Linked DNA regions of Homo sapiens: region 1 is linked to region 2. A link is a loop called in an ENCODE intact Hi-C map of the cell type or tissue named here. Cell type or tissue: breast epithelium. All regions are shown on one strand. Each heading gives the region's core, and the rest is flanking DNA. Links, peaks and the distances in the headings are about the cores only. Region 1 overlaps COL13A1 (collagen type XIII alpha 1 chain). Region 2 overlaps COL13A1 (collagen type XIII alpha 1 chain).

Region 1 (17,498 bases), core at 8,338-10,837, 61 kb after region 2:
GGCCTCCTAGTCTTGTGCAGCCACCAGTCTGGTATATGTGGGGTAGGACAGCTTTGAAGGCTGAGGACAGGAGTAGCCTGCAGAAGCATAGAAGCCAGTCCCAGCTCTGTGTCTTATGCACGTTCTAACCACCCTTGCACTGCCTATGACAGCACAGTCGCCCTGCAACCCAACATGGCAGTTCACTACAGAGCAAGTGAGGCACACTTGGGTCCTCTCTTCCTCCATTCTTTCTGATTCCAGAAAACAGGCATCATTTACTATTGACTAGAAAGCACCTGGCCCTTCTGCTTATGACTAACAACTGAAGGATCAGAGGAAAATTCCCTCCTGTCCACCTCCGGTCCCTCCCGTGAGCGCCCTCTGAGGTCAACCTTCCCAGGGTATTGAGCTCACTCGCCCTCAAGTCTCGAGTCCCTGCTCGGACACCATCACGAGAGCTCTGTGCACCCAGCCCCTTCCAGCCAGGGAGGCCCTGCTCTGTCCTGCAGAGGGCTTTCAAGGCCACATCTGCCCATGGCCTGCATGGAGTTCTAGTTAGCTGGCTGGAGCCACCCTCAGGGGAGGCGAGACCTTGCCAGGGTTCATGTGTGCAGCGTAGGGGACACACTGAAGCACAGGCTCACAGGTCTTCCCAGGTGGCCGGGGGCACTTGCAACCGGCACCAAGAGAAGCCCAGAGCTTTTAGAGGTAGGAGGGTCAAGATAGACCTCTGTGAGAGCCCCATCCTACTGAATGCCTATTCTGTGCCCTCATAAATAGGAGATGACATGGCTTGCCCAAGATGACAGACTTCTTCAGAGCCCCCCACCTCCCTGCACTGATGGAGTTCACACTGTAAACCCTTACATGCAGAGAGCATGCCCTGGCTTCCAGGAGTTATTATGGCTTTGCTCCTTCGCCACAGTCCCTCCCTCTCCATCCTTCCCCACCTAGCAAACCTGTCTCAGGTGCGGGCAGGGCTCGGGGATGATCTGTGGTTGCAATCAGAGAAACCAAGACTTTCCTCTCAATGGCTTCTCCCTTTTATGTTAGACCGAGGGAAGCAGTACAAATTCATACACTCTGTCCCTTAGGAACTGAGTCTTTATTTTCCTCATAAAATCAGTATCCTAACTTTAAGGGAAAATGTGGGGAAAAAAAATAAGCCTTCCCTGCCAATATTAACATTTATTGAGCACTTCCTACGCGTCAGGCTCAGCACCAAATGCTTGCTACGCATTCATGCATGGAAACCTGGCACGGTCAAGGAGGCAGACACACGTGGTACAGACGGGGAAACCGACACTCGGCAAGGCTAAGGAGCTTCTCCAATACCCAGGAGTTTGTAGGCCTCCGAGGCAAGGCCAGCCACATGACTCCGTGGCGCTGTGCCCAACCACTGGCCCGAGCTGACTCCTTATTGTTTTTGAGACAGAGTCTCGCTCTGTCACCCAGGCTGGAGTGCAGTGGCGCAATCTTGGCTCACTGCAACCTCCACCTCCGGGTTTCAAGCGATTCTCCTGCCTCAGCCTCCCGAGTAGCTGGGATTACAGGCACCCACCACCATGCCGGACTAAATGTTGTATTTTTAGTAGAGTTGGGGTTTCGCCATGTTGGCCAGACCGGTCTTGAACTCCTGACCTCAGGTGATCCACCCGCCTCGGCCTCCCAAAGTGCTGGGATTACAGCCGTGAGCCACTGCGCCCAGCCTCCTTTTTCTTTCTGCTGTGCTATTATGGATGCCTGCAGCCTTCCTTCCCTCCTTGTGGTTGCAAAGGGGGGCCCTGAGGACATCTTACTCCCCTCTTTGTCTCACGTGAAGTAAGTCATGCCCCGCCATTCACAGATACATTCAGAGCACAGGAAACTGTCCACAGCCCAAGTCAACTCCTCCTGTCCTCATCTGAGGCCAACAACAGGAGACGCTGAACTAGAGACTTGGTCTGGCCAGGCTGTGAACTGGGAACGTGGGAAGATGTTGGAGGAGGCCAGAGCAAGCCCTGATGCTCCATGTCTAAGCCGTGAGCTCCAATGGCTCCAGCGCCCCCAGCCCCGGGCTAGCAGAGCTCATGACACGCCTCCCTGCCAGGCCGGTGTCGGTGCAGACATTGAGGCACCCTAATTCACCCCCCGATCCAGCCAGTTCCGCAGGCCTGTGAGTGGGGCGAGAAGGCCCCGGCCAGAGACTGAGGCCAGGGCTGTGGGTCTGCGGTGGGCCGGTGGGGTGGGTGTTGGCTGAACAACCCTCTCTCGTCTGCCCCTGTGTGTGCATCCGCATCCATCTCTGTGGCATGAAGACCCTCCCGCTGCATGTGGAGCTGCAAAGCAAAGAGGGTGCCAGCCCCCGGCCCCTGCCCCGGGATGGGTCCACTCCCTCCCAAGTGCTTCTGGGAGCAAAACTAAGCAACCATTCTCCCATTGTTTTCAGCCTTGGCAAGCTTGGTTGTGAAGCAAAAGGGTTTCAGTCCACAAATCTGGCTCTGAGGCATGGGGAGGTGCTCTCTCCCCAACAGCCCCTGAACCCAAAGAGGATCACGGCCCAGTCGAATGACTGCCCTGAACGAGCCTGGCCTCGCCAACTCTGAAAACTGGGCCTTGGACCTTGCTCATCTCTAGGCATCAGGTGGGGCACCCAGGGCTCCCCAGAGTGTGGGGACCCTCACCTCTGCTTTCTTTCCCCTTCCCAGGGTACTCCAGGACCAATTGGAGTTCCAGGCCCAGCGGGACCAAAGGGCGAGAGGGTGAGTGTCACTGAGCCAGGGGCCTGGGCGGCCAGGAGGGAGAGGCATGCCTGGGACCCAACACCAGGGGTCTCAGCCCTCATGCCTTCCTTCTTCCATCTCTTCTCCTGGTCATCCTCACAGCAGCCTGGGACAGGGGGTGCTGGTTGTGTAGCTATGAGTTGACAAGACTTGGAGGGATCAAGGAGATGGAGAGGCCGGGCACGTTGGCTCATACCTGTAATCCCAACACTCTGGGAGGCCAGGTTGGGAGGATCACTTGAGCTCAGGAGTCTGAGACCAGCCTGGACAACATAGCGCAACCCAGACTCTACAAAAAATTTTTTTAAAATTAGCCAGGCATGATGGTGCACACCTCTAGTCCTAGCTACTTGGGAGGCTGAGGCAGGAGGATCAGTTGAGCCCAGGAAGTGGAGGCTGCAGTGAACCATTATTATATTACTGCACTCCAGCCTAGGAGACAGAGCAAGACCTTATCTCTATAAAAAAAAAAATGAAAAAGAAAAAGAAAGAAAGAAAGAAAAAGAAAAAGAAAAAAGAGGAAAAGAAAAAAAAAGGAATTGGAGAACTTCCTCCACTTTGGCTTCTGGCCACCTTGTGTCCATCTCAGGTTCAGTTTGGCAAGGCCCTGGGCGCCATTGTCACTGGACATGCCTAAACTTTGTAATGATTTAGGGAAACTGCATGGAACAGAGGGCCAGGTGGTGTTTAGATAATTCCTCGAGGACAGCAGGAAGTCAGGAGGCCAGAGCCATAGGCCAGGCTCCCACGGTCGCTGTCGATGGACGTTGGCCATGTCACAGGACTTGCAGTTCCTGGCCTGTCCTGCTGGAATGGGCATGTCCGAGGGTGAGGGTGGAGGGTGTCAGCTGAGTGGAGGCAGGGGAGCTGTGTCTTTCTATATCAGCTCTTCCCAGCCAGCCCCTGGGTTCTACACACTCAGGGCTCGGAGGTCCCTGTGTGGGCATCCGTCGAGTTCTCTGCCTGTGTGGGCAGCTCCCTGCACTCCCCATCCGCCCACCTTGCTGGCTCTGTCTCAGGTGGGGAGGGCAGGAGCTTCTGCAGAGGGCACAAGCTTCTCCGTGACCACCAGCTTGGGGAAACCAGGAGGCTGCTCTGAGAGGTGACCCTTGAGGCTCTGGAGAAGAAAGCAAAGCTCTCTTTCTCTTCCCTTTCTCTTTCCCTGCCTTCCTGCCCTGCTTTCTTCGCCCCTGTTTCAGCCTCAGGCCAGCCAGGCCCAGGACACCACGGGTCATTCTGGGAGGCCTTGGGGGATAGGCTCTGCTGGAGGGAGAGTGAGGGGGGCTTCTGAGCCCCCTCCCCAAGGCAGTGTTCGCATCAGCAGCACCCCACCTTTCCCATAGCCCTTGCTTCCCGGAGGGCTCTTGAGGGGACTGGAGAGGTTTCCTGTATTTCATACCAAAGTAGAAAATGGCAAGGAAGATTGTTACCGTGTCTGGCAGGATTCATGCATTTCTTTCTCCCATTTCAGGGCAGCAAAGGAGACCCTGGGATGACAGGACCAACGGGAGCAGCTGGGCTTCCTGTGAGTCTCTTGGGATCAGAGGTTCCTCTCCTCCCACCCCTGCCCCCATTAGAAATACCCACGGCCGGCCGGGCATGGTGGCTCACACCTGTAATCCCAGCACTTTGGGAGGCCGAGGCGGGCGCATCACGAGGTCAGGAGATCAAGACTATCCTGGCCAACACGGTGAAACCCCGTCTTTACTAAAAATACAAAACTTAGCCACGTGTGGTGGTGCGCACCTGTATCCCAGCTACTCGGGAGGCTGAGGCAGGAGAATCTCTTGAACCCAGGAGGTGGAGGTTGCAGTGAGCCGAGATCGCACCACTGCACTCCAGCCTGGGTGACAGAGCGAGACTCCATCTCAAAAAAACGAACACACAAACCAAAAAAAAAAAAAAAAATCACCTAGGGCCTGGAGCACAAATCCAGGGCCAAGGGAGAACTCTCATTTCCATGACAGACAAAGCTGCCAAGAGGCAACTGGTGATAGGCTAGCATGCCCTGCTGGGCATTGCGCTGTGAGAGGACCAGGGCCTCTGCCATGGGGACCCTGTAATGGGATGTAGCCCCTCCCACTGTGTTAAGTGCAGCCTGCCCTCAGCAATGTGTGCGCCATGGCCCCTGCCCTCAGAAGGGGCAGAATCAAATCCAGACCCCTGTGATAGGAGAGGCTTCATGAGCGGAGCAGCTGGGCCTTGCAGGGGACACCTGGCTTTCCATCACGGCATGCTTTCCCACCACTGTGTTACAGAAGTTGAGTGTCTGCCTGAGAGAGCCCGCACTTTAGTTTCCCATCCACTGGAGGCTGTGTGTGTTGGCCAGGTACGCACATCTGGGCCAGGCTTGTCTCATGCTAAATTCCCCTAGCTGTAGAATGAAGAGCATTTTGCACCTTGAAAAGAGGGTCTAGCAAGAGCCTGGCAGGAGAGCCTTGGGAACTCCCCTCTGCCTAGAGCATTCCTGGCCCCCACAAGCGCATCCTCAGAACTGACCCCTCACCTGCGGTAGTGACCTCGGGAAAACCCAGCCACAGGCCAGGACCTGGGCTGGAGAGGTGAGAAAACCAGAACTGTGTTTTTTTGTTTTTTGTTTTTTGTTTTGAGACGGAGTCTCACTCTGTCGCCAGGCTGGAGTGCAGTGGCATGATCTCGGCTCACTGCAACCTCAGCCTCCCAGGTTCAAGCGATTCTCCTGCCTCAGCCTCCAGCGTAGCTCAGACTACAGGTGCCCACCACCACGGCCAGCTGATATTTTTGTATTTTTCATAGAGACGGGCTTTCACCTCGTTGGCCAGGATGGTTTCGATCTCTGGACCTCGTGATCCGCCCACCTCGGCCTCCCAAAGTGCTGGGATTACAGGCGTGAGCCACCGTGCCCAGCCTGAAGTGTGTTCTTGGCTTTGCCCAGAACTCATCATTTGCCTCTAGGTCAGGTTTTCTTAGCGATTTGCTTCTCTGTCCCCTTTCCGTGTAGTGGGAATAACTAAACCTGTCTCCAGTGAGTGAGGCATTGGGAGAGTTTGATGAGCCTGGAAGAAAGCACTGTACAGCTGGCCTGTGTGTCCTCATTAACATGCCTTTCTTCCTCTGATCTCTTGCAGGGTTTACATGGACCACCCGGGGACAAGGGAAACCGGGTGAGTCTGAGCCCCTGCACTCGTGCTCTAGTTACTAATGTCTTCATGATGGGGTGGAATGATCGATCGGTGATTCCTGACCAACATGGCGAACAGTTTTTCCTGATAAGTCATCCTAAATTGAAAGGCTTTACAAGGAGGGCCTTAACCTGTGGCATGTAGGGAGCCTGGGGCCTGATCCTCACATGGAAGCCTGTATTTTTCCACACAGCAAGGAGAGACTGAATCCCATGGCAGCCACCAGCTTAGCATTGCTATCCAGCAACAAGATCCATGTGTCCAGCTCTTTCTAGGTTGCCCTGATTGTGGGCCCCTACGTGATCATTTTAGATCCATTGCTACCTTGTCCTTGCCCTCTGAAACTTGGTTTTGCCAGGCATTCCAGGCCACTGGTGAGAGAGAAAATAAATTCCAGCTCCAAGAACAAGCAGACAGTTGTTGGAAGCAGCCAACCCTTTTAAAAAATATTACAGCCACTATTTCTCTTGGAAAGAGTCGGCAGGGCTCTGAAAGGACTGCGCCTTCTCAGACCCTTGCTGTCCCTTTGGTTTCTGCCATCTTCACCAGGACACACTTACCAAATGCCCATGGCACCCACAGCCACATAACAGGGGGTGGCACCGACCACAGCCTTCAGCATTTGGGCCCAGCAGGGAGAATTTAACTACATCTGACCAAGAGATGGCCTTTGGGTTCCCCTCTGGAGGGTCTCATCTGCTGCTGCATCATGGGGCTTCCTGGAGTGGGGGGCACACCCCCTAGAAACCAAGTGTGTCTCCTAGCGGGTCCTAAAATCCAAGGCGCTTAGAGGAGAAGGAACAGATGGAGAAACAAGGCCCAGACAATGATTATGTGTTCTGGGATCCCATGGAGAGTTAGAGGAAGAGCACACGGTCTCCAGAACCCAGGTCTTGTGGCTGATCTTTGCACACTGATACCATGTTCATGCACAGAAAGTGCCAGAATGCCTATGCTCCTATCTGGCAACAGTGAATTCCATCTCTTCAACTCAAGATCTATTTACTGAGCACTCCCATTTTCCTAAGTGCTCTTCACTGGCAGCTGGTCAAAAGCAACTCAGTTTGTCCCGCATCTTCTATAAACAAGAGGGAGCAGCAGCGCCACCCCTGCCCATGGCAAGACCAGGTCTGGAAACTGCCGGAATAAACAGACCTGCTTCCAGATGCTCTAAGCACGCTGGGAAGGACTTTCCTCAGTGTGGCATCAAAGGATTTAGGCCTCTAAAATCTTTGATCATTCCACCTCTTCATTGGCATACTAACTTCCTTTCAAATGTCTTTCTGACATGTTCTAGTTTTCTTTATTATATTCAATTAGTATTTTCTAAACCTCCTTCTTCAGACTTTTTCAGTTGGCTGGAGACACTGAGCCGTTTGAAGGCTGCAAAATCGGTCCTTCAAGGGACGGTGACCATGTTGCTCTAGAGGTGGAGGCAGGACAAGTACCCTTGTCACAGACAGAGGGAGGGTGGGGGCTGGCGGCTCTGATGCTGCAGCAACTGAGGTTATTGAGTCATCCACGGAGGCCCCAGGAATCAGTGGGAAAGTATTTCTATTCCCCTTCCCCTTCCCGATGTTTGACACACTTTCCTCCATCCCCTTTACAAATTAGGAATGTGTCACTTAGTAAAAGTCAAGTTCAGAAAACAATGAGGTGGCACGCACCTTTCTTTTGAGCACACCATAAAGAGCCAATTGACTTATTCCCAAAGAGCAGGTTTCCAACTCAAGGGCAGCTTGTCCTCTTCATGCCGGGGATTTGACTCTCAGGATGCCCAAATGTCCTGGAAGAGTCTCCCCTCAATCTTGCCTCCCATTCTGACCTTTCTTTGTTTCTTCGAGACAGAGTCTTGCTCTGTCGCCAGGCTGGAGTGCAATGGCGCGATCTCAGCTCATTGCAAACTCCGCCTCCCGGGTTCAAGTGATTTCCCTGCCTCAGCCTCCTGAGTAGTTGGAACTACAGGCATGCGCCACCACGCCCGGCTAATTTTTTGTATTTTAGTAGAGACAGGGTTTCACCATATTGGCCAGGCTGGTTTCAAACTCCTGACCTCAAGTGATCCTCCTGCCTCGGCTCCCAAAGTGCTGGAATTACAGACATGAGCCACCGCACCTGGCCCAGAGATTTGTTTTATCTTACAGTGAACCAAGATACAACCTTACAGGTATGCTTCTCCATGTCCCATCAAAGGATGGTCTCAGAGCCTCTTTCCTGTTCATGGAAGGAAAGTCCTTGTCATGGTGGGCAAAGGCCCGGAGCCCCAGACCAGGAGCTTTCTAAGGGACACACACGCCAGTGGAAAGAATATCCTGACCTTGTCACTAAGGGTGCTTCCCTTTCCCCTAAGTAGCTCTGTGAATTTGGCCCGGGAGCCACCTTTAGGGTAAGAAATCAGTCAAAAGATAAAGGGTGGCATGAATCTGGCAATATAATCATTCAGGAAAATTGGATGTTACTGTGGAGCTGCCTGCAAACCAGCCAGCTGAAAAGGTCTGTGTGCATGCAGTGAGGCTGCTTCTGCTCTCTGAGATGCCCAACTTTGGGGGGGTGGGGGGTGCACGCATGTTTGTGTGTGTGTGTGTGTGCGTGTGTTTGTGTGTGCGTGTGTGTGTGTGTGTGCATGTGTTTGTGTGTGCGTGTGTGTGTACGTCTCACTTCCTAAGTCCGTCTTGTCTCCTCACTTCTTCCTCCTCCACTATCTCTTTTGGCCTCTTCCTTTACTGCTTCTCCCCCCAGATATGTTCATTCCGTTATAATAGTCCCACGTCCTTCATCCTTTCCCCTCCCCCTCACCAGCTGTCAGTTTATCTCCTCCAAAGTCCACTGTTAGACATTTACTTATGTTTTTAAGAAGCCTTTGCCCCTTGACTTTATTTGCCCCTTTCTCCCTTACCAGCTAGGGTTCCCTCTGTGCAATGGATCTCTTTTGTGTCACTGTCTGGGGGTGGGAGGCAGGGAGAACGCAGGCAACGTTACTACTCTAATAGCCTCAAAGGACACCGGATTTGGGGCAATTGCACAGGTTCTTAGAACACAACTCCCCATAGTGTCCGTTACCTGTTGTGAAAGTCTGGAACACGCCAACCCTCTGTTACCCCCGGGGTATCCTGGACTGGGATCCCCCACTCTGGCAGATTTGCCCGGCTTCTTCATTAGGAAACTGCTCATGACCCAGAGAATGAGGGGCCACACTCCTGAGAGAGTTTACCAGGGGGCTTCCCCACCCAAATAGCTAGTGGTTTTGCTGGTCTACCATTTGGGGATGATTTGTGCCATGATGTTCTTGTTGGCAGACAAAACTTCAGGCCGATGGGAATATACCTAATATGTGCATACATATTTAAACGCATGTCGTTTTCTAAGTAAGGATTTGCATTTTTAGAAAATTCATTTAGAATAATGCACTGGCAGTTGCAGACCACCTCTGAAATAGAGAAATTTGAGTAATTTCCGAAGATCTGGAAGAACATCAAAAATATTATTTTGTTTGTTTGTTTGTTTGTTTGTGAGAGTCTCACTCTGTCACCCAGGCTGGAGTGCAGTGGCACAATCTCAGCTCACTGCAACCTCTGCCTCCTGGGTTCAAGCGATTCTCCTGCCTCAGCCTCCCGAGTAGCTAGGATTACAGGCTAGTGCCACCACACCAGGCTAATTTTTGTATTTTTAGTAGAGATGGGGTTTTGCCATGTTGGCCAGGCTGGTCTCGAACTCCTGACCTCCAGTGATCCGCCCGCCTCCGCCTCCCAAAGTGCTGGGATTACAGACATGAGCCACTGTGCCCAGCCAAAAATATTCTTATCCTCTGCCTTCCTCTAATGAACATCTACCCTGCAGCCTTCCACTGCAGGAACAGTGCACATGACAACCTCTGACCCCAACCTTTGGCTCCTATACTGGCTAAAAAGAAATAATGACCATTATTATCATTATGAAGCAGCTATCGTTTACTGTGCACATACTATATTCCATTATTAAGCATTTAATGTGCACAAAGAACTCACAACATTTTTTTTTCAGACAGGGTCTTGCTTTGTTGCCCAGGCTGAAGTGTAGTGGTGCAATCATGGTTGACTGCTGCCTCAAACTCTTGTCCTTGGCTCAAGTGATCTTTCTGCCTCAAACTCCTGAGTAGCTAGGACTACAGGGACATGCCACCACACCCGACTAATTTTTTTATTCTTTGCAAAAATGAGGTCTTGCTTTATTGTCCAGGCTGGCCTCGAACTCCTGGCCTCAAGTGACCCTCCTGCCTTGGCCTCCCAAAATGCTGGGATTACAGACATGAGCCACCATGCCCAGCCTCACAACAAATTTTTGAGGCAGGTATTATTGTACTCATTTTACAGGTAAAGAAACTAAGGCTCAAAGAAGTAACTTCACAAAGTCACGCAGCTAACTGTCAGAACCAACTCTGACTGCAAGCCTTTGTTCTAATACGCTGCCCAGCATTCAGTGTCACCCTGGAGTGACACAGTTGAAGTCCCCAAGCGTTAGATAATCCCCCTTCCATAGAGGAGGGGAGCTCCCAGGAAGACTCCCTAGGGGCATACTGAGCCCCCTTTTTAGGAAACACATATAAAAATGCAAATGCAAATTCATTACAGAAGTGATGCTTCACTTTTAAAAAGAATTCCCCACAGCCCTTCTTTAAATAGACTCTGACACATACAATATAGGATTCAATTTAGAAAAATGATGTTTACTGTAGCTTTTCAGAAACAAATGAATTCCTTAAACCAACATATTCATATACAAATAACGGTCTGACTTCAGACCAGGATGAACCAGAGACACAGATAGAACAGGAGAAGCCAGCTGAGCACAAGGGGCCATCCGTGAGCTCTGGACACACACATACATATGTGCACATGGACACACATGCATAATAAAGGCACACACATGTGTTCACGTGCCCAAGCACATACCCACACACACTCAAACGTGGGCACACACACACATATACACAAGCACATACCTGTATACTCATACATACATATACACACATGTGCACAAGCACATATATGCATACACTCATACATGCTATGTTCACACACATCCCAGGGCTCCAAGCAAAATCACCTTGCCTCCTAATAGAATGTCAAAAGGATAAACATTAATTGGGGAAAAAAAAAGTTTTCACCCCAAAGCCTTTCAAAAACAGACTCAAAGAGAAGGAAGTTGGTCCCTAGCCACTGTGTTCAGCACAGACCCACGCTGGGCTTAGTATTAGCAAAACCGGCCACCAAAATCTTCAGTCTGTGGTTCCCTGCACCTGCAGCTCTGAGCCCTCTGCCTGTCCTCCCCTCCCCCTCCCACCCACCTTAGCCAAATTCTCAGGTTCCTGGGGGGTGGGGAGGAGGTGGGTATTGACTCCAAATCCTACTGGGGAGAATATCCTAATTTAAAGCATCTCTTTTTCCCTTTTTAATTTTATTTTTCTTTTTCTGTCTTCAACCTTAACACATGAATGATCTTAAAGTTTTGATGTTTTTTTCTCGGACTAAACCATTATTTACAGGGGGAGAGGGGGAAGAAAGGCTCTAGAGGGCCTAAAGGGGATAAGGGAGACCAAGGAGCGCCTGGATTAGATGCCCCCTGCCCATTGGTATGTTTTTGTTTATCACTTGCATTGTTCTGGTTTTTGTTCTTGAGGTTTGTAAGTTGGAAACAAAGAAGGCAAATAAACTAAGATGAGAACCAAATGTCTACACGGATGCTACCAAAATCTCTCTGTTCATTTGACTGGTGAAATTCTGCCCGCTGTTGGATTTGCTTTGTAACCACAGCTGCAAGTAATTCTGGCTAAATCCCTTGCCTTTGAATCCTTTTCCTTTGAAGATACAGAGCAATCGATGTGTGGAAGTGAGGAAACCACTAGGAAAGGGATTTTCAGGGAAGGCCTCAGCTCTTAGCTCCAGGATGGCTTTGGAAGCCAGTGTAGCATTTGTGAGCCACGGATTTGCCTTCTTCGTTTCATGGCCACCTCTGTGGGCCAGTAGTTCAAGCTGTCTGAATCCTCACTTGATCAGGATGCAGGACACCAGAGTTAGCGTCTCCTCAGGGCCACTGATGCTCAAAACTGGGCAGAACAAGGCCAGATGAGGGGCTTCTAATGCACAGCCTCCCAACACTCACCAGCCATCCAGCTGAAACCTTTAAAGCTGCAGACCAGAACTGGTAGTCAGACAGACACCCCATGGGAAGCCTTCTCAAAAGAGCCAGCAATTAATGATGAGGCACTTCTGCTGGGTTTCTCAAGTGCCTTTGAATCCATTTGAAGGTTCTAAAAATTATGATGCACTAAAGTTGAAGTTTGTCTGTGTTTACACTAAGTGAGTCTGTAGAGAGAGGAGGATCAACGGAGAGGGGGCAGGTTGTATGTGTGCAAAGCTGAACTCTCCAGAGCACAAAGAGAGCACAAAAGCTGGATTTGGGAGATGGGGGATCACCTGGGATTTAGCCCCTGTTTGTAGATGCCTCAAGGGTCCTGCATCCTGGCCAGGGTAGGACTGGGCCTCTCTATTCCATGGTTGGAGCTGGCCAGCCTTGACCTGAATAATCATCGTGGTTGGTTTTGTGAACAGGGACACCGAGGTTTTAAAGGAGAGAAAGGGGAGCCGGGGTTACCAGGGCTGGACGGACTGGATGCCCCATGCCCATTGGTATGGCATTGCCCTTGCTTGCCTGCATGGCCGATTTGGGCTTCCCCATGTGTGTGATTCATACTGGGTTTCTCCCCAGCCACCCTCCACACTCCTCCTCCATCCCCCCCAGGCTCCACTTCCCACTTCTTCATTCTGTAAATGCCAAGGGTCACCCCGCCTAGGCTAGTACTCTGGGGGCTCCCAGTCATGCCACCCTCTTGCATGCAAAGTTTACTGGGATGTTTCCTGGCTTCCTGCTGCAGCTACCTCTAAAGCACAGCCACTTGATGCCAGCCAGCTCTCCCACCCTGAAGTTGGTTTTGGCTGCCTCTGATACTCATCTCCAAGCTGATTCTAGACAAAGCTGCCACCAGATACCAGCTAGGAAAGTGGATTCTCTGGACTGGTTTTCAGAACCATGACTCACTTCTTTTCCTTCAGGCAGTGAAGTTAGTTCAGAATCACTGGCTGAGCACCTAGCGAAACATGTGAATGAGATGCCTGATCAGCCCTGTATCCCCTGCTCCTCCATCACATGATTTGGGGGACAGAAGGGCATGATTACAGAGTAGACTGAGAAGCTCTAGAAGTGAGCTGGAGGAGGGGCCACCTGCCTATTCTTCCAGGTTGGATCGTGGGTCGCTGCCCAGGTGACACCATCAGAACTAGGGGATGGTCCAGGATTAGGTTTTCGGATCCTAAAGGGTTTGTCCTTCTTGCTTAAATCTCCAAAGACATTACCAGACCCTTCCTCGTCCCTTTCTTTCATGATCAGATGGCTTCTTACTGAAGAGTCTGGGAGAGACGGAAAGGTCAAGAATGTAGTTAAGGAGGAGGCAGGGAGACAGCTAAGGACCTCTCTTCCAAGCACGTCCCAGGCGAAGTGGTAGCAGTTTATTCCCGCCTGCCCAGTCCCTCTCTAGGCATGGACAGTCTAGGCCTCCACGCTGATCCTCTTACTGCAAAAGAAGCTGAAGGGAACACTTCACTCCAAGGCTCAAGGGGTTACAGCTCTCCCCAAATTTCCCCAATAGGTTTGGAGTTCAAGAGCTATTTTATCATACCAGTAATAAGAGAATTTGGGGTCTCACATCCCCGCCCTGGGGTCACACAGGAATTCTCTTTGAACAAAAGAGAAAAAGATACAAGAAATTATGCTGTGTGACCCTGAAAGGTGGTCGTAGAGCCCCTTGAAGGGCAGTAGGGACTTTTTAGGAGGAGCATAGGCAACAAAAGGAGAGTGCAGAGCAAGCAGGCGGGTAGCATGCTTCCTGTCCCTGCTGGTCCTGCCAAACCCTGCGCTTGCAGACTGCACAGCCACCTTTCTCAACCAGGACTTCCACCATCCACGCACCAATGGGAATGCCGCTCTGGCCCGCAGGGGCTCCCTTGAGCACTGGCCAGGTCTTCCCTCAGCCACAATCCCCTCCCACAATCTGGGCACCTTTAGTTCTGCCAGCAGCTGCCTTGGCCTCTCTGTTCCTCACCATACATTACTTTTCATTCTCTGCCTGCCCTGCCCTCCATATCCCCCTGCCACCATCCACACACCAATGGGAATGCCGCTCTGGCCCACAGAGGCTCCTCTCCCTCCCGGCATCCATGTGACGTGTGTCATACCGCACCGTGGCAGGCTGGGGAAGGGGCACAGGGTCACCCTGAAACTGTGGAATGCACCTCCTCCCCCTGCAATCCCCTCCCCAACCCAGAGGGGAAAATGAAGGTCACCCTGATTTGACTCTCCATGTAAAATGGCATTTTCTTCCATAACATCCCATATCAATGTGTCAATTTTCTATTAATTTTACTGGGGAAGTGTCTTCCCCTTGTTTCTCACTCTGCCTCCTCCTCTGTGTTATTATGGGCTTGAGGGGCAGGGGTAGCTATTGCTCATGACTTTTACTACAAGATAACCAGACTTCCTAAGCCCTCCATATTGGGACCAATTTCTGCTGAATGCCAGGTGATGAGAGGTTTCAGCCCCTGGCGTGGGTGGATGACGTCAGACCAGGGCAGCAGAGGACTCTCATTCCACAAGCTCCCTCAGGACTGAGCACTTGCTCCGGGTCTCCTGAAGCCCCATGTCCATCTCCTTGTCTGCCCTGCCAGTCTAGCAGACTTGGGCTGAGAACCAGACCTTTGCCCTTGGCCCAGCCTCGCCTTCCCCACTGGGTCTCTAGATTTCTAGATTCCCCATAGGGTATGCCAGCAAGGAGAGGATATGAGGGCCCAAGAAAACTCAGGAAAGTTTCTATCACCAAGGGCAGAACACGAACATCTTGAGGCTAAAGGAGCTGCATGGTTGCTACCAACAAAGGAGACCGACGGTGTGCAGTTGATTCCCATGTTTTTACTGCACTTCACCCCCAAATTCCCAGCAAGGTCTAAGGCTTCGCCAGGAACCCTTGTCTTCTTGCCAAAGGCATGTCAGGGCCATCCTGCAATACTCATGAGGTTGCCTGTCCCTTCATGCCCCTCACCCCACCCCAGGATTAATCATCAAAGAAGGACTGTCTACATGTCCTCCTCCCTGTGCTTAGGAAGAGAGACAAATAAGAGAATGAGAAGGCTGGGAAGGCCCTTAGCGGTCACATCAAGCAACTGTCCTTGCCAAGGTTTTATGGAGGAGGAAACTGAGGCCGCCTTGTGCTGAGTGGCTTACCCGTGAGCAGCCGGCACTCCATAGGGCCACAGCAGAGACTGTTTCTTCGTGGCACGGAAGGACATCTCTGCTTGCTGGTCCCACGGGCTAGGACAGCCCCTATTGACGTTGCACTATAGCTGCATGTGACCTTTAACCAATGGTAAAATAGCCGGATTTGTTTCCACCTCCTTCTGAGGTTCTGACCTGTAGTAGAGAAAAGAAATAGACAAGCGTGGGTGGGCCACATCCTGATCAGCTGCCAAAATGCGTGTGGCCCTTGTTACCCCTGTCCTGCCCACTTGGTGGACCATTGCAGGAAGTCTGAGCCCTCTGCCTTCCTTTCTCCTTGCAGGGCGAAGATGGCTTACCAGTCCAAGGCTGCTGGAACAAGGTAAGGCTTCCCATTGGTGTGCACTGGGGCTCCGTTCTCAGCAGTGCCATAAAGCTTCCACAATTTCCATTCTGCCTTGCTACAGATGAGGCAGCAAGACATAGGTCAAATAGTCACTGTCTCAAAGGCAGGGTGCCCATTAAACATCCCATACACTGCATGCTGTTAACAAACATTTTAAAATGCTTCTTAGAACATCAGTAAACCCTAGGCGGAATGTCCATGCAGCCACACAGGTGACATCTTTATGCTTTGTGTGTTCAATGTACATAGTGTCTTTCCCCCAAGGAACTTCCCCAAGGAGTTCCAGATCACACTCATAGAGTTCCTCTAAGGTCGTTTATGCCACGTGATGACATGTCTTAGACGTAGGACATCTCAGTTGCTTTCACTCTGAACTCACATGCTACTGTGCCTCCCCTAGGGGCTGTGCTCCTCACCACTCTACCACTCCCCTTGCATTTAAGCTGGCAGAGCTTCATGCCACCACACATGTGACCTGCAGCCAAATCTCTCCTGGGCTCCCAGAGTTCCTACCAACAATGAGTTTTCATTGATTCACACTGGCCTTGGCATTTGCCATTGTTAGAGCAGTCTGACATCATAGGACTGTGCCCTTGCATGTGATCGCCCCATTCAACCATGGCTCCCCAGAGCACAGGGCTGCCCAGGCAGACAGAGGCCATCTGCTTGCTAACTAATCCAGAAGACCCGCCTTGGTCCCCAGCAATGGTGGCAGCCACTATGCTGCCCCATACCGTCTCCCTCCACCTTGCCTGTCACTCCAAGTCTTCTCACCAACCCCCCACCACCATTGTCTCAAGGTTCATCCTCATAAAGGGACCGGAGACTCCAACATGTTCAAGAATCTGTGCTCAACGAATCCAGTCCTGTTCCAGTGGCAGCAGAGTCACACTTACAATGAGATGAACAAGCTCCCCTGTACTAAGATGCCAGAATCTCACTAGTGCACTGGGTTGGGTAAAAGTGGTGAAACCACCAAGACCCCAGGCCAACGCTGACCACCTACCTGCCTGGATACCTAAAGCACCCCCTAACCCAAGAAGGAAAAGCTCAACACTCAAGAGAGATGCCTCCCCAGAATCCATCCCTGGAGGCTGGCCTCGTCCTCCTGCCAAGCTCCACTTAGACCTAGTTAAAGCGCCACAAAAGCAGGTCAGAGGTGTCATAAGACCTCTGAACCCTTGACCCCTAAAAAAATTTCCTCTTTAAAGTTGCTGCCAATGGTTAGGAGACAGAAATGGTTGTGCTTAGCAGGGGAAGAACAGCCACTACCAAGAGCTGCAATGTCTTGGAGAAGCAACCAGAGAGCTTCAAGACTACTCATTCACACCTTAAGTCCAATCTGGGACAATGCAGTGGTTACAACAATCAGGCCTCCAAAGGCAGCAGAGAAAGAGAGTGCCCTCTAGTGACCACAAAGGGGATTCACAGAGAGGTGAACTTGGTTTCCTCCCTTCAGGGAGCTAAGGTCGCCACCAGTTTCTTTCACCTAGGGGCTCAGGGTTCCCACAGTTCTCCTGTCCAGAACTCCCATCCAACCCAGGACAAGATTTACCTCCCTTCCTACAAAGGAAATAAACCTCTGCAGACCCACTGAAACTAACAGAACATTGTTTTGTTTTTGTTTTGCAGTGATGCCTCTAACCTTGGATTGGCCTGTGTGTGTGTTTGTACATAGAATATTTATTTTTATACAGTTTTCACTTTTTGAAAATGCCAGAAGTATGATGCATCTTACAGATTATTAAAAAAGAAAGAAAAACCTGCATATTTTGTACAGAAAATATCAACCTCTTCCCTTTTGTTTACAAGATGTTTTGTATAAGCCTATGTCTCTAATACATTTTTTGTTTGGTCGTAATGTCTGCATGATATTTGTGCACATTT
Region 2 (8,200 bases), core at 1,141-3,640:
CCCATAGTCACATTAACAAGTACGTGGTCAAGCAGGGCCTTGAGCTCCAACTTATCAGAATCCAGAATCTGTGCTTTTCCCCACTGCCCAGGCAGCCTCTTTGGCAGGAGTCCTGTGATGCTCAGTCTTTACATCTGGCCTTTCTGGTTTCAGGGTCCCATTGGGCTGGACGGCAAACCGGTAAGTGGACCCGCTCTCTCCCCTCACTGCAGGTCAGTGATCCTGGATCTCTTGGTCATTCTGCAAGATATTGAATCCTTGGAAAATGCTTTACTTAGAAAGAAAAGTCCTGGGGCTGAAGGTTGTCACTAGTGGGAAGTGGAGGGGGCCATTTGAGTCACCCCTGACCCCAGTGGCCTTCCCCAGGGCACAGGTCCCCAGCTGCTGAGCTTGGCTTTCGAAGTCCAGGCGAGAGCCATCCCTAGAATGGGTGATTCTGGGTGGGGTGGGGGTGAGATCAGGAGGCAGTGAGGAGAGTGGAGGGTACGGAGGTCAAATAGCTGGTCTGAAGAGCCTGGCCACTCATGCACACGCTTGCCCCTGCTCCCCAGCACCTGTGTCTCCCATGGCCCTGTCCTCGAGGTCAGGGTCTCCCTCCCCGATTGAGACCCCACACGTGTGCTCAAGTCCACGTGGAGACTGCTTCCCACCATAGCTCCTCTCTTCGTTCATTTCAATCCTTTGGACTTGGTTCCCTGACACAAATGTTCATGGGAGAAAGGAGTCCCCTCCCCAGTCCTAGGAGCAAGTCAGCTGGAAGGGAGCATGACCCATCCAAAGCCCTCAGGGTGGACGGAATGCAGCCCCACTCACAGCCATGCCTGGCCCCGCCACTCGCCTCTCTCAGTTGAGGGACCCTAGCACCACCCAGTTACTCCCCAACTGCAGGCCAGCGAGCTAAGTGCAGCCCAGGGGTGCCAGCAATCATTTCCACTCATGTCACGGGACCAGGCATCCCCCGAAGCTACCCTGGACATGTGAATGGCATGAGCGTTGGGGTCTAGGGAGACTACCCCCACCCCTGCTCTCTGAAGGGCAGGCAGCTGCTAGTGAGGCCCAGCGAGGGGCAGTGAGCAAATGACCTTGCCTTAGGGACTGGGTGAAGGAGTGCACAAGCCAGAAGGTGCAGATGGAGCACAGGGGACAGGGAGGAGCACGGGGGGCAGGGAGGAGCACAGGGGGCAGGGAGGAGCATGAAGGACAGAGGGTGGAACTTCTGGGCTGCGAACAGTGCACCTGGTACTCACCCTCTTCTCCTTCCAGGGCCACCCAGGACCAAAGGGCGACATGGTAAGAGCCCAGCTTTCCTGCCTTCCCGAGATGGGTGGGGGTTGGCCCAGCCTCACAGGCACAGCCAAGCACTGCAAAGTGGGTCCCACAGGGACAACAGGAATGGCTGTCCATGCTGGTCACTCCCCAGCTGTGTAAACCACATGCCCTGGATCCTCACATCAATATGCAGGGAGGAGAAATGGGCAGGGGCTTCTCCATCTGAAGCATGAGGATGGGAGATCCAGAGAGAGTGCACACCTGGCTGGTAGCACACAGAGGTCGGTGTCCAGCTTACTGCTCTCAAACCACACTCGCATGGGCCTTGGGAGACAAGGTTTCATCTGCACTCACAGGGGACACTTTCTCTAGGAGACACCATTTCTACTGAGCCTGAGGTCCCTCAAGGCCTCATAACCCCTTCCGGGTGCTGGCTGTGCCCTGAGCCACCCCAGGACTCCAGGGGTTCCTGCCCCACTGGGGCTGGTGGTGCCCAGTGGATCATCTCAGCTGGGGGTGCCACATGCATCATCCCAAAGGCCCCTTCCCCTCTCCCTTCCTGGGAGTTTCTGTTTGGAGGTTGGGCCACTTGGCAAGTCAGGAGCAGGAGCAAGGTCTTCTCTTCCATGTCACAGCATCCCGCGGCCACCACCCAGATGGATCTGCCCAGGGTACCTGGAGTGCCTCAGGCCCCAAAAAGGTGGAGAGACAACATTTGGCCCAGCTTTCTCCTGGCCCCTACCTTCTGCAGAGCTTTGGAAATAAATTTTCTGTCTCCACAGACCATCCCTTCCAGAAGGGAATGAGGGGCTGCGCACTCTCACGGTGGGCCAGATCTCAGCAGGGACTGATGGGCCATTAAGAGCTAATGGGCCCCTGCTCCCACACTGTGGAGTGTATTTTGGTTTTCAATAAATCCCTGCTTTAAAAAAACAAACAAACAGACAGACAAACAAAACAGCCCTGGGCTGGGGTGCATTTCTGCCTCCTAAGATCCAGGTCGCACCTACTGTGAGGGACCACCTCCTGCTCCACAGGTTGGTGGGCCAGGAATTTGTGCAGGGTGGTGAAAGCAACGCAGCAGGCTCCCCCTGTCCCTGTTCAGTGGGGGCCTGGCTCATGCCTTGCTCCAAGCGCTGGTGTGAAGACAACCCTTGACCCATGACTGGGGCACTGCCAGGGCATGGAGGGAGGCAGGTAATCATGTGGGTGGAAAGGGGGATGGTGGAGTGTTGGCTGCAAGGCCTGGGCTCCAGCCTAGCTCTTCCTAACTTGCCAGCTCCCTCTGGGCCCCAACCTGTCCTCTTGACTCAGATCCAACTAATATTTATTGAGGGTTTGCCACGTGGTTGGCACTGGGCTAAGCACTTTGCATGACTGTCTCAATCCTCAGCGTAACTCTGTGCTCCAGGTCTTGCTAGAATCCCCTTTGACAGGTGTGGAAACCAAGGCTCAGAGAGTCTAACTAACTTGCCTGAAGTCACACAGCTGAATGTCCAAAACAAGATCGAAACACAGTTCTCAAATTCCTTCCCTCCCTTTTTTTATTAAGGTTTTATTACCTTCCTCCCTTTCTGTTTCCCTCACTCTTTGTCAGCCTTCCTGCCACCTTCCTTCTTTTAATGCATTTTTTATGGAGTATCTAAAATGTGCTGGGCACTGCTTCAGGTGCTAGGGATACAGACGGGAGCAAGAGAGAGACTGTTCTTGCCATCTGTAGCTCACAGTCTAGTAGGGAGACATCCTTTTAAATGATCACTCACATAACTAACAAGTTGCTTTGCAATGAGTGCTATAAAAAGATAATCCTTAGTGCCCTGGAAATCTTGGTATAACAAAAACCTCACCCAGGCCAAAGGTCGGAGACGGCTTTTCTGAGAAAGAGACTTTTGAACTAGTGCCTGAAGAATGAGCATTCAACCGAGAGAAAATAGAAAGGGGGATGGGAATGTGCTTTCTGGACATGGGAGAATAGCACGTGCAAAGGTCCTGAGGTAGGAAAATCCTTGACATGTCTGCAGAACCGGAGGAAGGGCACTGGAGGCAGAAGGCCCTGGAGGCAGTGGCAGAAGAGCTGGCGCTGGAATCCAGGTTCCCCAGCAAGGTTTCCTCTCCATCACAGCTGCCTCCGCTGCAAATGCATTTCCCCCCGCCCCTACCCCATTCCCAGGCATGCTGTGCACATGCATGGAGTAGTGGAGACCGAGGCAGGAAGAAACTGCCATGCCACATTGTTATAGAGGCATAAAGGGCTTGGGGTGCTCATCCCTTCAGCCTGAGCTTCTTTCCCTCTCTGGCAGCCTTATGCTACCGTAAGGCAGCCCATGGCCCCCCAGAAGTAATAATAATGGTCATCCTCTAGGCAGCACTCTGTCATCCTCATAACAGCTTATCATCCCCACTTCATGAGAGGGGAAATTGAGGCACAGAGTGGCTAAGTACATTGCCTGAGGCCACAAAGCTCCTAAATACAACAGCTGAGATTCAGACCCATGCAGTGGAGTCTTACCCCTCGATCACACCTCCTCTCAGCAGCCAGCACTTTGTCCTGGAGGAAAGGGACCCTTCCATGGGGCCGCTTTTCCTGCCCTCATTCTGCCACACCGTCCCTCTGCCCCACACACTTGACCGCCTGTCCAGGGATCAGAGCTAACTCAACAGAAAAGGCAGGCCCACCCCCTCTCTCGTGAGCCCACATCAGTGGGATAGATCCCCTGTCTGCCTCATCAAATCCAGCAGGCCACAGAGCATCTGATTCCTGTTTGGCTTGGCATGGGTACCCGAGCTGTTAGTTGCCCACCGCTGTCCAGCATCATTACCTTGCCCTGCTCTTCATCTGTCTGTCTCCTGCCCCAGATGCTGTCCCCTCCACTGGCGTCCCACTGGGGCACTGGCACTCACCCTCATTGTTTAACCTGTGTCCTCACCTCTCAAAAGGGAGTCACCTCTGCCCCACCCCCCCACTTCACATTATTCCCAAGAACCTGAAATAAGGTGTTGAAGTGTTGGGAGGACACAGTTGTATAATAGTGTAGTTGGGGGGTGGACAAGATTGGGGGTCTGAGACTCAGGAATGACATAAGGGCTGTAAAGCAAGGCCTGGACTGAGTCCAAATCTCACCCACCACCCACAGGGCTGTCGAGTGAGGAGCGCCAGGCACTCAGAACATGCTTGGCACCCGAGAAGCAGACAGGCGCCTTAGCTATGCCTCAGTGGCGGTTAGCACAGGCCTGCTGGCAAGTGCTAAGCACATCACCGGTGGCCATGGCCCTTAAAGGGGCAGGTGCTGCCTGGCTGAAGATAACTGGTACCATGTGTTGTTGGACCTCGACATAATTAAGAGAAACTTGAAATCCAAATTTTTATTTGCACTCTGCTTGCTCTCTTAAGTATTGGCAACTAGTTGAAATAAAACCATGTGGGACAAACAAAATCCCTATGAAGACCACGATTGTCCCCTGGGCCACCGTTTGGGATGTCTGGTTTCAATTGTCCAAGTCTCTGCAGTCCTGAAACTCCGCCTGCCCCTCCCCCATCACACTTATATCTCTGTCCTGACAGAGGATGACCTGGTCACCTGTGGTCTGGGCCCGGGTTCCCTGCCGGATGAATCATGTGCTGCAGAACTTCATTCTAAGCACTCTGCCAGGCCGAGCGCGGTGGCTCACACCTGTAATCCCAGAACTCTGGGAGGCCAGCACGGGCAGATTGCTTGAGTCTGGGAGTTTGAGAGCAGCCTGGGCAACATGGCAAAACCCTGTCTCTACAAAAAAATGCAAGAGTTAGCCAAGCACGGTAGTGTGTGCCTGTAGACCTAGCTATTTGTGAGGCAGAGGTGGGAGGACTGCCTGAACCCAGGAGGCAGAGGCTGCAGTGAGCGGAGATCACACCACTGTACTCCATTCTGGACAACAGAGCGAGACCCTGTCTCAATAAAACAATAAAAGACCAATAAACACTTGGCCAGCCACATGGGCTGGGAGTGCCACATGGATGGTCCCAAAGGCCACTTCTCCCTTCCAGTGATGCTCTTGGGAGTTTCCCAGTTTGGAGGTGGCCCTGTTGGCAAGCGGGGAGCAGGAACAAGGCTCTGGCACATCACAGCATGCTGCGGCCACCTCCCAGATGGACCCACCCTTGGGGATCTGCAGTGCTTCAGGCCCCAAAGAGACTGGTGGCTCAAAGGGACCTGCTTATGGCTCTAGCCAAGTCTAGAAGCCCTGACTCCCAAGGTCTGGCCCAGTTCTGAGCATTTGGCAGTGGAAACAGCTGGACCTTGGCCGTCAGACAAACCTGGGCTCCTGTCCCAGTGCCACCTTTCACTGAGCCATGGGGCCTTGTCTCTGTCACCTCACTCGGGAGCTGGAGTGGACACAAGCATCTCCCTCACAGACACATACCTGAAGAGCCAGCCTCAGGGTGGATCCTCAGCCCATAAGGCATTTGTTTTCTCCTCTTCCCTCCACCAGCCTTGGTGCAGCCTCCTAAGAGAGCCAGAGCATGCGGGGCCCTCCCCAGACAGCAAGGGTCCCTCCCAACCCCAGCTCCTTTCCTAGCCCTGCATGGACAAGACAACCTTGAAGGAAACTTCAAGACCCCTCATATTCCTTGGAGAAGTCCAGAACATGGCTTCAGTTGCCAACTTCCTGCTTTCTCTCTTTTGCTGAAGGTTTCTCTAAGGCCCCCATTGTCTGAGGCACCGGCCCAGCACCCCCAGGCCAGAAGTTCTTCTGGTTCAGTGGGCTTCACTGCAGCCTGGGAGGCAGGAGGTGGAATGTGCTAGTGTCTCCCAGAGGCTTGATGCATGTGAGGTAGGGGGTCCCATGGAGCAGAAAACTCCCTGACCTCTAGGTAGAGCCCCTCCATAGCTGGCCCATGAGATGCTGGTGGTTGGAGGAATGGATGAAAGATGCCATCTGTTCTTCATCACAGCCCTAGTCCTGCCCACTGGGGGGTGAAGCAGCTGAGACTCTGTGAATAAGACATCTTGAATGTGGTGGGCATGGGAAGACCTGGCCATGGCTGGTAGAGCCCAGCCTTCGGGATTCAGCCCCAATCCCCACCCAGGCAGGTGTCCCTGATTGCCTGTCTTCTGTCTGCCCACTGACCTGTGTGTGTTTGCTTCCCACAGGGTCTGACGGGTCCCCCAGGACAGCCGGTTGGTACCTCATCCATCTATTTCCCAGCAGAGAAGCTTCCGGTGGCTGTGACCTTAGCTTTGGTTTCTAACTCTCTCATCTCCGTCTCTTTGTAGGGACCCCAGGGACAAAAAGGAGAAAAGGTAAGAGCAGTGGAGGTTTCCTAGAGTCTCCATCTCAGGAAATGGCCTCCCAGTTGGTAGAAAGGGGTCAATTATGGTTATTTTCAAACTTCAGTTTTAATTGACAGAACCAGGAAAGCCCCCGAGGTGCCGCATAATAGATTCGGTTGACACCGCTCCAGGGGACATCCTTTTCTTGGAGTGAGGGGTCCTCCTGGAGGCTGGTCCGGGTGACATCCTTTCCAGGGGTCCTCCTGGAGCCTGGCCCTCTTCAGCCTCTTTCTGGGCCCCTCCCAGCTGTCACTCCATGGTGTTCCCTGACACCTCCATGAGCCTCTGGGATTCTGAGAGGCATCAACCTGTAAACCACTGGCCTGGCCTCCTGCCCTCTCTGTCTTGTTGAATTTCTGATAGAGACACTGCTGTGCTTGCCCTTGGGCCGCTGGTACAGGGGCCTGGCGCTCCCAGCTCAGAGAAGGTGGCTTGGGACCCCCATGGTGCCGGCTGCTCCCATCCGGTGGCTCCTGTTCAGGGCTGTCTGGTGGGCCTGCCTAGAGGGTCAACCTTTCGCCAGGCATGGGGCATAACTCCCGACTCTGCCATTATGGCAAGTGGTATAAGGCGAAGCCCCACCCCTAGGCTCCCTGGGGCCACTTCCAGGCAGGCCATGGAAGTTTCTTCCCTGCTGCTAGCCAGGGGCAAGGGAGGGACTTAGTTCTTCTGCCTCAGAGGGCTCAGACCAAAACTAGAGCAGGAGGGCTGGTGAGCGGTGACATGTGTGGCATGTCCTGAAGTGCTGGGGGTGCCCTGAGAAACAGGTACCCCCAACAAGTGCCTAACACCACCTTTCCCTTCCCTCTCCTTCCCAGGGTCAGTGTGGAGAGTACCCACACCGGGTAAGTGAACCCCTAAAATTTAGCAGGGCACTTTGATCCATCCCTGGGGCACAGCGCCCAGCTCAGCCTCATCTCCCTGGGGTCTCCAGTTACTAACAGATCATGGGGGAGCAGGAGCACCCACTGCCCTCTGCACTCAGCAGTCAGAGAGGGGAGCTTGGGATGGTGGTGCGTCTGGTGGGAACAGCTGATGTGTCTCTCCAGCCATGTGCTATATGGAGCCGCTCATCACCCGTGCGTGTCTGTACATCCGCCCCTTTGTACGTACGTCTGACTCGGTATGTTGGAGTCTCCTGCTGTGTGTCTGGAGCTCTGTGGCTGCTCTGCACATGGCCCCCTGTGGCAGCGTGACTTGTGTGAGTCTGTTTGACTCCCCACCCAACAAGCATGTGTGTGCGTGTGTGTGGCGGTAGGGGGGTGGTGTCTGGCAGCCTAGCCGTGGCCAAAACAGTGGGACTTTTCTATTAGTCACTGTATCAGATGATGGTGTTTCACATCCAAACCTCGATGATGGGAGATAATCGGGGACTGACTGCAGCAATTCAAGGATAAAATCTCTCCTTGGCCTCTTTAAAAGCAGAGGAAACCCTTCTCCAAGCAGGGTGGGGATTTCAGGCTGAGATGGTTCCTCTGCCCACCCCCGCCTGCTCCTTCCTTTTCCTTGCTCCACCCCAAGACACAGAACCCAAAAGACTGCTGTTGTCCTGTTAGGAATCTTCAAACTTGTGTCCCAGCAGCAGGGTCGATCTTGGGACAGGGGAGAGCAAGATACGC

Evidence for each region. Hi-C counts contacts between places; a loop is a spot of excess contacts. Peaks named below come from ENCODE experiments on the same cell type or tissue, not always from the same donor. Only the 100,000 strongest peaks of a DNase experiment are listed, where the experiment ranks them.
Region 1: it touches region 2 in a loop (15-fold over the local background); 5 of 110 quality-filtered maps call a loop at or near these places.

What each region holds. Positions count from the first base shown.
Region 1 is chr10:69,941,456-69,958,953 of GRCh38, forward strand. COL13A1 (collagen type XIII alpha 1 chain) reads left to right here. Exons shown (of 41, transcript NM_001368882.1): 36 at 2,670-2,723; 37 at 4,216-4,269; 38 at 5,852-5,887; 39 at 11,427-11,513; 40 at 15,549-15,587; 41 at 17,244-17,498. The coding sequence ends at 17,246. LOC107984242 (a long non-coding RNA gene) reads right to left here. Exons shown (of 4, transcript XR_007062181.1): 3 at 15,215-15,400; 4 at 13,440-13,523. Among named protein-coding and RNA genes, the nearest start is that of LINC02636, 59 kb to the right of the region's middle. RefSeq lists an enhancer at 4,896-5,395 and a silencer at 15,364-15,433. In breast epithelium, for the core only: no CTCF peak of the experiment used is centred there; no DNase peak of the experiment used is centred there.
Region 2 is chr10:69,888,151-69,896,350 of GRCh38, forward strand. It overlaps COL13A1 (collagen type XIII alpha 1 chain), which reads left to right. Exons shown (of 41, transcript NM_001368882.1): 9 at 154-180; 10 at 1,264-1,290; 11 at 6,402-6,428; 12 at 6,525-6,551; 13 at 7,400-7,426. Among named protein-coding and RNA genes, the nearest start is that of COL13A1, 90 kb to the left of the region's middle. In breast epithelium, for the core only: no CTCF peak of the experiment used is centred there; a DNase peak (open chromatin) is centred at 2,534.